Regions from separate parts of the Homo sapiens genome. Here region 1 is linked to region 2. A link is an interaction called in ENCODE POLR2A ChIA-PET data of the cell type or tissue named here. Cell type or tissue: Panc1. All regions are shown on one strand. Links, peaks and the distances in the headings refer to the core of each region. The heading gives the core; the rest is flanking DNA. Region 1 overlaps CALN1 (calneuron 1). Region 2 has its middle 22 kb from the start of CALN1.

What was found. Peaks named below come from ENCODE experiments on the same cell type or tissue, not always from the same donor. Only the 100,000 strongest peaks of a DNase experiment are listed, where the experiment ranks them.
Region 1: POLR2A ChIA-PET joins it to region 2 with 6 read pairs; 2 of 35 experiments call an interaction of 5 or more read pairs at or near these places.

What each region holds. Positions count from the first base shown.
Region 1 is chr7:71,791,111-71,796,485 of GRCh38, forward strand. The region is part of intron 6 of CALN1 (calneuron 1); the gene reads right to left. Among named protein-coding and RNA genes, the nearest start is that of MIR3914-1, 490 kb to the left of the region's middle. In Panc1, for the core only: no CTCF peak of the experiment used is centred there; a DNase peak (open chromatin) is centred at 2,301.
Region 2 is chr7:72,431,887-72,437,261 of GRCh38, forward strand. It overlaps a transcript of CALN1 not described here. Among named protein-coding and RNA genes, the nearest start is that of CALN1, 22 kb to the left of the region's middle. In Panc1, for the core only: no CTCF peak of the experiment used is centred there; no DNase peak of the experiment used is centred there.

The sequences.
Region 1 (5,375 bases), core at 224-5,223, 640 kb before region 2:
AACAGAATTTTCTCCAAGAGAAAGGGTCCCAAGGGCTTGTCAAAGGATCTCTAAAAATGGCATTGATCTTTTTTATGGCTGTGTAGTATTCCATGGTGTTTATGTACCACATTTCCTTTATCCAATCTACCATTGATGGCCATTTAGGTTGATTCCATGCATGTGTCTTTATGGTAAAGCAATTTATGTTCCTTTAGATATATACCCAATAATGGGATTGCTGGATCGAATGGTAGTTCTGTTTCTAGCTCTTCGAGGAATCGCCACACTGCTTTCTACATCCTTTACAGGAACATTAATGGTGCTGGAGGCCATGATCCTTGGCAAACTAACACAGGAAGAGAAAATCAAATACCGCATGTTCTCACTTACAAGTGGGAGCTGAATGATCAGAACACATGGATGCAAAGAAGGGAACCACAGACACTGGGGCCCACTTGAGGATGGAGGGTAGGAGGAGGGAGACGAGCAGAAAAAAATCACTATTGGGTTCTAGGCTTAGTGCCTGGGTGGTGAAATAATCTGTACAACAAACGCCTGTGACACGAGTTTACCTACAGAACAAACCTGCACATGTATCCCTGAACCTAAACTAAAAGTTAAAAAAATGGCATTGAGGCCGGGCACGGTGGCTCACGCCTGTAATCTCAGCACTTTGGGAGGCCGAGGCGGGCGGATCACAAGGTCAGGAGATCGAGACCATCCTGGCTAACACGGTGAAACCCTGTCTCTACTAAAACATAGAAAAAAATTAGCCGGGCGTGTTGGCGGGCGCCTGCAGTCCCAGCTACTGGGGAGGCTGAGGCAGGAGAATGGTGTGAACCCGGGAGGCAGAGCTTGCAGTGAGCCGAGATCGCGCCACTGCACTCCAGTCTGGGAGGCAGCGAGACTCCGTCTCAAAAAAAGAAAAAAAAAATGGCATTGAGCAGGAAGGTTTCTCCAGAAAGCCAGGCTTCAAGAAAATGCACTTCAAATGCTGGGTGTGGTGGACAGAGCTGCGACCTGGCACTAATTCATGCGTTTCCTGATAATTATTGAAGATTATCATGCATTTGCATTGTACTATATTTTTGTATATTTATTTACTCTTGCCTCTTGCTGTCTATTATTTAGAAGTCTGTAATAGAAGACTATAGGTCAGCCTGGGATAAACTGTAAGTCTAAGATCTGACTTACAGTGACCCCAGTGAGCCAGCCGCAACCCCCAGCCCCCTCACCAGTATGATACTTGTGAATTATTTCGCCATGGTCTCTTAGGTCTCATCTCATTATCTTTATTCCTTCTGAATCCACTGATTTCTGCTTCCCTGGGGCGATTTAAAGTATATGTGGCTCAGCTTTCTTCTTGCCGATTGAAGCTTCCACCTTTTGGCTACTACAAATAATGCTGTTTAGGTGTGGGTCTCAGAATCTTACAAGTTCTTACCTGGAGGAAGACAATATCCTTGGGGTAGAGATGGGCTTTATCCCATCAGTAGGCAAATGTACAAAGATACCAAGTCCCAGGAAGGAAAAAGGAGGTGGCATTTAAGAAGGAAAGGGCCAAAGAAGAAAATAAGACGAGAATGTGGAAGTAGCATATCCTAACACTTTCTGGCTAATTTATTCTGAGTAGCTTCTTCTCCTGGAAATGTTTCCGAAGGCAGCCCTTTTCCATTCCATCTTGAGGGCCTGCGAAAGCATTAGGAAGAGAAACATTGCATGACTGGGCTGAGGGAGAAAGTTTTTGCTGAAGCTCTTCTTCGTGAAGGTCAACCAGGAAACAAGGTTACCAGCAACAGGGATTATCCCCCAGGAGAGCGGGGCTGCAAGTTTGATCTAAAAATCCATCCAAGCAGTAGGAAGGGAGAGATAAGGACTGAGCAATCGCCTGGAGAATTCACACCAATGTCCTATAAGCAGAGAGGAGCAGAGCCGGGTGCGGTGGCTCACGCCTGTAATCCCAGCACTTTGGGAGGCTGAGGTGGGTGGATCACCTGAGGTCAGGAGTTCGAGACCAGCTTGGCCAACATAGTGAAACTCCGTCTCTACTAAAAACACAAAAAATTTGCTGGGCATGGTGGCGGGCGCCTGTAATACCAGCTACTAGGGAGGCTGAGGCAGGAGAATTGCTTGAACCCAAGAGGCAGAGGTTGTAGTGAGCCGAAACTGCGCCATTGCACTGCAGCCTGGGCAACAAGAGCGAAACTCCATCTCAAAACAAAACAAAAAAAAAGCACAGAGGAGCTTCTAGATCATTAGTGGATTGTAGCAGCTCTGAAATAGACCTTAGTCTGAGTCAGTACCCTGTGCTTTGAAGAGAATCATTTTACACCACATTCTGACATCATCACGAATAGTGTGGCTAAGCAAAGAGGAATGACTTTGGAGCCAGACCAAAATGTGGATCATGATTCTCTGTGTGACTTTGAGCAAGCAAATTTCCCTAGGCCTCAATTTTCTCATCTATAAAATGGGATAATAAGATCTATCTTTGTTGGGCTGGGTGTGGTGGCTCACACCCGTAATCCCAGCACTTTGGGAGGTTGAGGTGGGTGGATCGCCTGAGGTTAGGAGTTTGAGACCAGCCTGGCCAACATGGCAAAACCCCATCTCTACTAAAAATACACAGAAAAATTAACTGAGCACGGTGTTGTGTGCCTGTAATCCCCGCTACTCGGGAGGCTGATGCAGGAGGATCACTTGAACCCAGGAGGCAGAGGTTGATCATGCCACTGCACTCAAGCCTGGGTGACAGAGCAAGACTGTCTAAAAAAACCAAAAAAAACAAAAAGAAACACATACAAAAAAGATCTATCTTCTTGTGGAGATTATGCATATAGGAAGGAACTGGAAAATTGTTTGTGCCCAATGAATGCGAGCTCCCTTGTATAAACCTTTTAAATGCTCCTATTTCTTTATTGAACACCAGCCTCAGCGGGTTGGGTACTGCGTTAAGTGCTTTTTTTTTATGTGCAGAGGTTGCATAGTGGCAGATACCATGTGTGATGGGTGTGTTGTCTTCATTTATTGCGTGAGGAGCCTGAATTCCAATAAGTGAAGTTCAAGGTCATTTGGGAAATGGCAGAGGTGGGATTTGAGCTGAGGGCTTACTGTTACGCCCAGGTTCAAAACTTGTGTACAAATTCTTTTTGGTCTCCTGCATAGCAATAAACAGGTCCAAAGAAAATGCACTTCAAACACCGAGTGTGGTGGACAGAACTGCGACCTGGCACTAATTTATGCATTTCTTGGTAATTATTGAAGGTTATCATACATTTGCATTGTACTATATTTTTGCATATTTATTTACTCTTGCTGTCTATTATTTAGAAGTCTATAATAGAAGACTATAGGTCAGTCTGGGAAAAACTGTGAGTCCAAGATCTGACTTCTTCTCCTAATTGCCACTTAGAAGCCCCGGACAAATGAAGGAACTTCTGCGAGCGTCAGTTTCTCTCTCTGTAAAAGGAGCTAATAATTGCTCTGCTCATCTCAAGAATTATTTCAAAGATCAATGAGCTAATCAAAGTGAAAGCTACATCCAACTGTAAATTGCCAGAGAAATACAAAATTTCATTCTTGCATCCCCTGAGGACAGGAGGAAACCCCTGCTGGTTTTTCATCCTATTCCCTGCAGCCTACAGCACGAGGCTGAGACTAACTCAGATGCTCCCAAATCTTTGTTTTCATCTCTTCCTTCATCAAGTCATTCAGAACTGCAGCTAGACTCACCTTTCCCTTCCTGCAAAGGCCCCCGCTGATGGGAGAAGCCTGTTCCAGCCCCTAAGCTCAGCACATAAGACCATAGCTCACTCTTCCCCGCTTCCTGGCTCTGTTCCAGCCTTGGCCACTTCTGTTCCAGCCAAGCAGGTCTCCTCATTTTCTTCAGTGTAGATCAGTGGTGCCTTCTGATCTTGCCTATTTTTTTTCTTTTCTTTTTTTCTTTTTTGAGATGGAGTCTCACTCTGTTGCCAGGCTGGAGTGCAGTGGCACGATATTGGCTCGCTGCAACCTCCAACTCCCTAGCAATTCTCCTGCCTCAGCCTCCCGAGTAGCGGAGAGGGGATTACAGGCATACACCATCACACTCAGGTAATTTTTGTATTTTTAGTAGAGACGGGGTTTCATCATGTTGGCCAAGACGGTCTCGATCTCTCGACCTTGTGATCCATCCGCCTCGGCCTCCCAAAGTGCTGGGATTATAGACATGAGCCACTGTGCGTGCCCGGCCATCTTCCCTCTTTTTCTCTGGGGCCCAGCCCAAACTTTTCTTTCCTCTGAGGTTTCTTCTGAACACCCTGCTCTATAAAAGGGCCTGCTCCTTGTGTTTATTTGTTGTAATGATCTAGCTTTCAATATTTATTTATTTTTAATTAAGATATAGTTCACATACCATAAAATTGGCCCTTGTTCTAAAATTATGTCCAATTCAGCAGCGTTTAACACATTCGCGAGATTGCGCAACCATCACCACTACCTAATTCCAGAGCCATTTTTTCACCCTAAAAAGAAATCCCAGGCACATTAACAGTCGCTGCTCATTCCGCTCGCTCTGCAGCCCCAGGCAAACACTAATCTACCGTCTGTCTCTAAGGATTTGCCTGCTCTGAATCTTTCAAATAAATACGATCATACAGTAGGTGACCTTTCGTGTCTGGCTTCTTTTAGCATAATTTTTCAAGGTTCCTCCAGCTGTATGTAGCATTTACCAGTACTTCATTCTTTTTTTTTTTTTTTTTTTTTTGAGACAGAGTCTTGCTCTGTCACCCAGGCTGGAGTGCAGCGGCACCATCTCGGCTCACTGCAAGCTCCGCCTCCCGGGTTCACGTCATTCTCCTGCCTCAGCCTCCCGAGTAGCTGGGACTACAGGCACCCGCCACCACACCCGGCTAATTTTTTGCATTTTTTTTTTTTAGCAGAGATGAGATTTCACTGTGTTAGCCAGGGTGGTCTCAATCTCCTGACCTCGTGATCCACCCGCCTTGGCCTCCCAAAGTGCTGGGATTACAGGCATGAGCCACTGTGCCCGGCCATTTCATTCCTTTTTATGACCGGATAATATTTTATTGTATGAATATGTCATACTTTGTTTATCCATTCGTAAGCTATAAACGTTTGGGTTCCTTCCACCTTTTGGGTACTATATGAGTCATGCCGCTATGAACATCCATGCACATGTTTACATGTCAATATATGTCTTAAATTCTCTTGGGTGCAAACCTAGAAGTTGAATTACTGGGTTATATAGTAACTCTATGTTTCTTTCTTTTTTTTTTTTTTTTTTTGAGACGGAGTCTCACACTGTCGCCCGGGCTGGTGTGCAGTGGCATGTTCTTGGCTCACTGCAACCTCCGCCTCCCAAATTCAAGTGATTCTCCTGCCTCAGCCTCCCG
Region 2 (5,375 bases), core at 226-5,225:
TTTGGGACAGCTCTACCTCCCTAACCACCTCCTAATCTTGAGGAATATTACAAGAGGAGGCAGCCAGTCCTATTAAACTCCTTGCCATCATGAACTGTGAGACTGTTCGGGACACTATTATTGCATTATGCCATGTCTTCCCTTTGAGGATTGATATGATTTGGCTGTGTCCCCACCCAAATCTCATCTTGAATTGTAGCTCCTATAATCCTCATGTGTCGTGGGAGGGACCCAGTGGGAGGTAACTGAATCATGGGAGTGGGTTTTCCTGTGCTGTTCTGGTCATAGTGAGTGAGTCTCATGAGACCTGATGGTTCTATAAAGGGCAGTTCTCCTGCCTACACTCTCTTGCCTGCCACCATGTAAGACGTGCCTTTTTTCCTCCTTCGTCTTCTGCCATGGTTGTGAAGCCTCCCCAGCCATGTGGAACTTTGAGTCCATTAAACCTCTTTTTCTTTATAAATTACCCAGCCTTGGATATGTCTTTATTAGCAGCATGAGAACAGACTAATACAAGGACCCATGGGCAATATTCTCTCTGCCTCCGGGAACAGAAATAGCTGTGCGTCTCCTGAGCAGCTGCTTGCTTTCATCACATAGATGCTGGGTCTGTAACAAGGGACTGTTTCCCTCTCTGTGTTGGCTGAAAGAAAGCTCAGGGCCACCCCATGAATTTTGTCTCCTAACCTCATTCCTGGCTCCATCCTTGCCTTCCCGGACTGCTTTTCCCTTTGTCTTGTTTTCATTGTCTATTTATTTTTTCATTTAATTATGTCCTGTAATTGGATACTCATCTTTGCAAATCACCTTGCATCCTTTCTGGAACAAGGTGGAGAGTATATAAATGGATCCTAAATGTTGGGTTTCTGCAGTGCACCAGGGCTCTCTGAAGTTGGCTACTTTATGACATGCTTCAGCAAGCACCAGCTCTCACATCAGCAATTTTACTGTCTTTTAAAACCAGGAAATCGATCTGCCTCGGCAAAAAGACGGTGCTAGTAAACTAACTAGATTTCCCTGCATTACATATTCATGTAATCGTGTTATCTTCTAGACAGCACATCAAGGAGAGGCGGGAAAAGAACAAGGCCATGGCTCTGTTTGAACCCAACATTTGTTACTCTTTCTACACACCCTATGGACTATCTTTAGGCTCAAGCGCAGAAAAGGAAGATTCAGGGTGTTGGACAATCTCATTGGAGCTTGGGTGTCTTAAATTTCTGCTGGTATAATTCCATTTTCCTCTGAATCACTCACTACAAGGGGGAAAGGAACCTGCCCCTTGGAGAAGTCTTTGAGATATTGATCGCCCTCCAGCAGCCCCCTGACCAGGTAGCAGCCTAAAGTGTCCCCGGGACAGAAAAATAGATTAACTGCTATCCAAACAAGAGAACACATCCACAAGACAGCAGGAATTCAACCGAGCAGTCTCCTCCCAACTCTTAGCATGCATCAGCTGTGCTATATAAACAGGAACAAAAAAGAAACTGGTTAGAAGAAACAGGGGACTAAAAAACCCAAGAGTTCTCCCACACTGGCCCTGAGTTTTTCAGTTCGCCATGGATCCCACAGATTATGCCAAGGCTGGGAGCCCTCCCCAAGATCAGGAAGCAATGCCCTGCTACCCCATCCTGGGTGCTTGCGGCTCCTAAGTAGAAATCCATGGAAACCCCAAGAGAAACACCCGAGCACAGTGGCAGAGACTCCAGAAAACTCTCAGTTTTGGCTCTGCTTCCCTACTTCTTCTCAAGCAGAAGCATCTCAGGCTTCAGGTGAATTTACAATCTAGCTGGGTCTCAGGGTAGCAAGAAGGACCCAGGGCTAGTAAACCAATGCGGATGCTGCTATCAACTCAAAGATAGGTCTTATGGGCTCTGATTCAAAATGTACATTGGAGGCGGGGCACAGTGGATCACGACTGCAATCCCAGAGCTTTGGGAGGCCAAGGTCGCTTGAGGCCAGGAGTTCCAGACCAGCCTGGGCAACATAACAAGGCCCCATTTCTGCTAATAATAATAATAATTAGCCAGGCAGGGTGGTGGCACACACCTGTAGTCTCAGCTACTCGGGAAGCTGAGGCAGAGGATCACTTGAGCCCAGGAGTTCAAAGCTGCAGTGAGCTATGATCATGCCACTGCTCTCCAGCCTGGGTGAAAAAGTGAGACCCTGTTCCTGAAAGAAAAAAAAAAAACTGCATATTGGATTTGCACAAATCACTTCCTGTTTTCTAGTTCACTCTCTGCTTGCCACCTCACCCCCAAATCAAGGAAGAGTGCTTAAAGTTAACAAATAGGAAAATAACATTTCTTTTTTTTAGGATAAAAATAATTTACCAGCCAGGCACAGTGGCTCATGCCTGTAATCCCAGCACTTTTGGAGGCCAAGGCGGGTGGATCACCTGAGGTCAGGAGTTTGAGACCAGCCTGGCCAACATGCTAAAACCCCGTCTCTACTAAAATACCAAAAAAAAAAAAAACAAAAAAAAAATAGCTGGGCGTACTGGCGGGCACCTGTAATCACAGCTATTCGGGAGGCTGAGGCAAGAGAATCGGTTGAACCCAGGAGGCAGAGGTTGCAGTGAGCCAAGATCATGCCACTGCACTCCAGCCTGGTGACAGTGCGAGACTCCATCAGAAGAAGGAGAAGGAGAAGGAGAAGGAGAAGGAGGGGAAGAGGAAGAGGAAGAGGAAGAAGAAGGAGAAGAAGAAGGAGAAGGAGAATTTACAAAGAATGGTAGAATTAGTTACTGGAAAGATCTTTCCAGGGGGAGAGGCAGCAAGGTAAGCTCTCTTAGCTATAAGACCATGGAGGGCTCCCTTCATCTGAAGGACTAAGGACTAAAAGCATGTCTCCCTGTCTCTGAAAACGAGTAAACATCATCCTCCAACTCCCCACAGAGCAGAACAGCAGGAAAAACTTTTTTGCTGCATTTCTGCACTTCATGCGAGGCCTGGACAGTCAATAACCAGTTCCTTGCTGATGAAGCAATCCAGAAATGGCCCTAGCTGAGCTAAGAAAAATTTGGCTTCTTCTTTGGGTTTTCAAAAGGCAGGGTAGGGGCCACGCATGGTGGCTCACACCTGTAATCCAAGCACTTTGGGAGGCCAAGGTGGAAGGATTACTTGAGGCTAGGGTTGTGAGACCAGCCTGAGCAACATAACAAGACCCTGTATCTACAAAAATGGTTTTTTTAAAAAAATTAGCTGGATATGGTGGCATGTGCCTGTAGTCCTAGCTATTCAGAAGGCTGAGGTGGGAGGATCACTTGAGCCTAGGAATTCGAGGCTGCAGTGAGCCATGATTGCACCATTGCACTCCAGCCTGGGCAACAGAGCCAAATCCAGTCTCTAAGGAAAAAAAAAAAAGGAAAAAGAAAAGAAAGGGAAGGGAAGGGGAAGGGGAAGGGGAACGAGAAGGGGGAAGAGACATAGGAAACAGGCCAGCAGAGAGAGCAGACGAGAATGTGGTGGAAGCTCATCTACAATAGCTTTCCTGGGCTCAAACATTCTGTCTGAAGACTAGAGACGGTGAGTAACTGTGCCTCCTAAGTGTAAACACTGGAGAAACGCAAGGCCCCATTCATCCACGCCTCCCTCGGCCTGCGGGGGCCTCCTGGAAGTGGACAGATGGGTTTCCTTCCCCTGGGACCACAATTGCAGCCCCGGAGAGCCTCAGGCAGCACAGAAGCGAGGCAGCAGCCAGCGCGGAGAGGCCAGCAGCGCTCTGTGAATTTGTGAACGTGCTGTCCCACTTAGGGCTCTCTGGAGAATTCCAGGAGCCAACCCTCAGCCTCCGTTTGACAGAGCCGCTTTTCATCTTCCCTGGCTCCGGCACAAGCAAATGCACACAGGCGAAAATCAGTTAATAACTGTGCACATTTTCTAATAAATTTTAACAATTTAACAGTGTGGTACAGCTTTATTATAGTTTTTATTTCACTACACTAATTCAGCGTGTAATAACCTGCCAGAGACACAGAATTCACTTGACATATGCTCTGAGTGCCAAGATAATGGAATAAGCTCAAGAGGAACCTTGAGTCTCACCCAGCTGGGCACTACCCATTCCCTTGGGGAGTGACAAAGGGGTGCTGGCCTCAGAGTGGCTGCAAGGGAAATGTGAGCTATGAGATGCCCCCCAGCCTGGGTCTAAATGGCCAGCTTCCCTGTGATTCCCTCTCCATAGAAGGCAGAAAGACGTAAAAGCACAGACAGTGCTGTATTTAATGACAGCCTGGTTCCTGGGATTAGTCCCAGGGCTCAGCCTGCTACACTGCTGATATGGTTTGGCTGTGTCCCCACCCAAGTCTCATCTTGAATTGTAGCCATAATCCCCACGTGTCCTGGGAGGGACCCCATGGGAGGTAATTGAATCATGGAGGTGATTTCCCCCATTCTGTTCTCATGATAGTGACTAAGTTTCACGAGGTCAGATGGTTTTATAAGGGGGAGTTGCCCTGCACAAATTCTCTCTTGTCTGCTACCATGTAAGATGTGCCTTGTGCCTTTCAGCTTCCATGATTGTGAGCCCTCTCCAGCCACGTGGAACTGTGAGTCCATTAAACATCTTTTTCTTTATAAATTACCCAGTCTCGGGTATGTCTTTATCAGCAACATGAGAACAGACTAATACAACTGCATTCCTTAAGTCTCTTGGTGACTAGGAGGTGAAATGGTGTTGATCTTCTTGGGCCTGGCAGCTGGCCACCTACACCTCATTCAGGCCTGACCCAAGGGAAATGAGATCAGGTCAGAGAAGATGCTTGCTTCTAGGGGCCCCAGTCTAGCTGCTCTCACTCCCTCCCTGCCTGCTCTGGGCACACCCCCTCTTAAATAATGTTCTCCAAGCGTGGGCCCAAACAAGCAGCCTCAGCATCACCTGGGAAAGCTGTTGATGCTGCAAATTCTCAGCCTCTTCCCAGCCCTACTGAATCAGAAATTCAGAAGGGGTGGGGCCCAAAAAGTCTGTCTTGACAAAACCTCTAGATGAGCCTGGGCAACACAGCGAGGGCTCGTCTCTGCAGAAAATAAAAAATTAGCCAAGCGTGGTGGCACACACCTGTAGTCCCAGCTGCTTGGGAGGCTAAGCAGGGAGGCTTGAGCTGCTTGAGCCAAGGAGGACAAGTCTGCAGTGAGCTGTGATTGCATCACTGCACTCCAGCCTGGTGACCAGATGAGACCCTGTCTCAAAAAAAAAAAAGGAACCTCTAGATGATTTTGGTGCTTGCTGAAATTTTAGAAACACTCAAATTTTAGAGATTAGGAGGGAGAGTTTTGAAAATGCCTGGAACTAGGGAGTTCTGGAAATACAGTCAAGTAGTCTGGCGATCTGGGGTTTAGCTCTGCTGTTCTCTCTACCTTGCCAGGAAATCATGG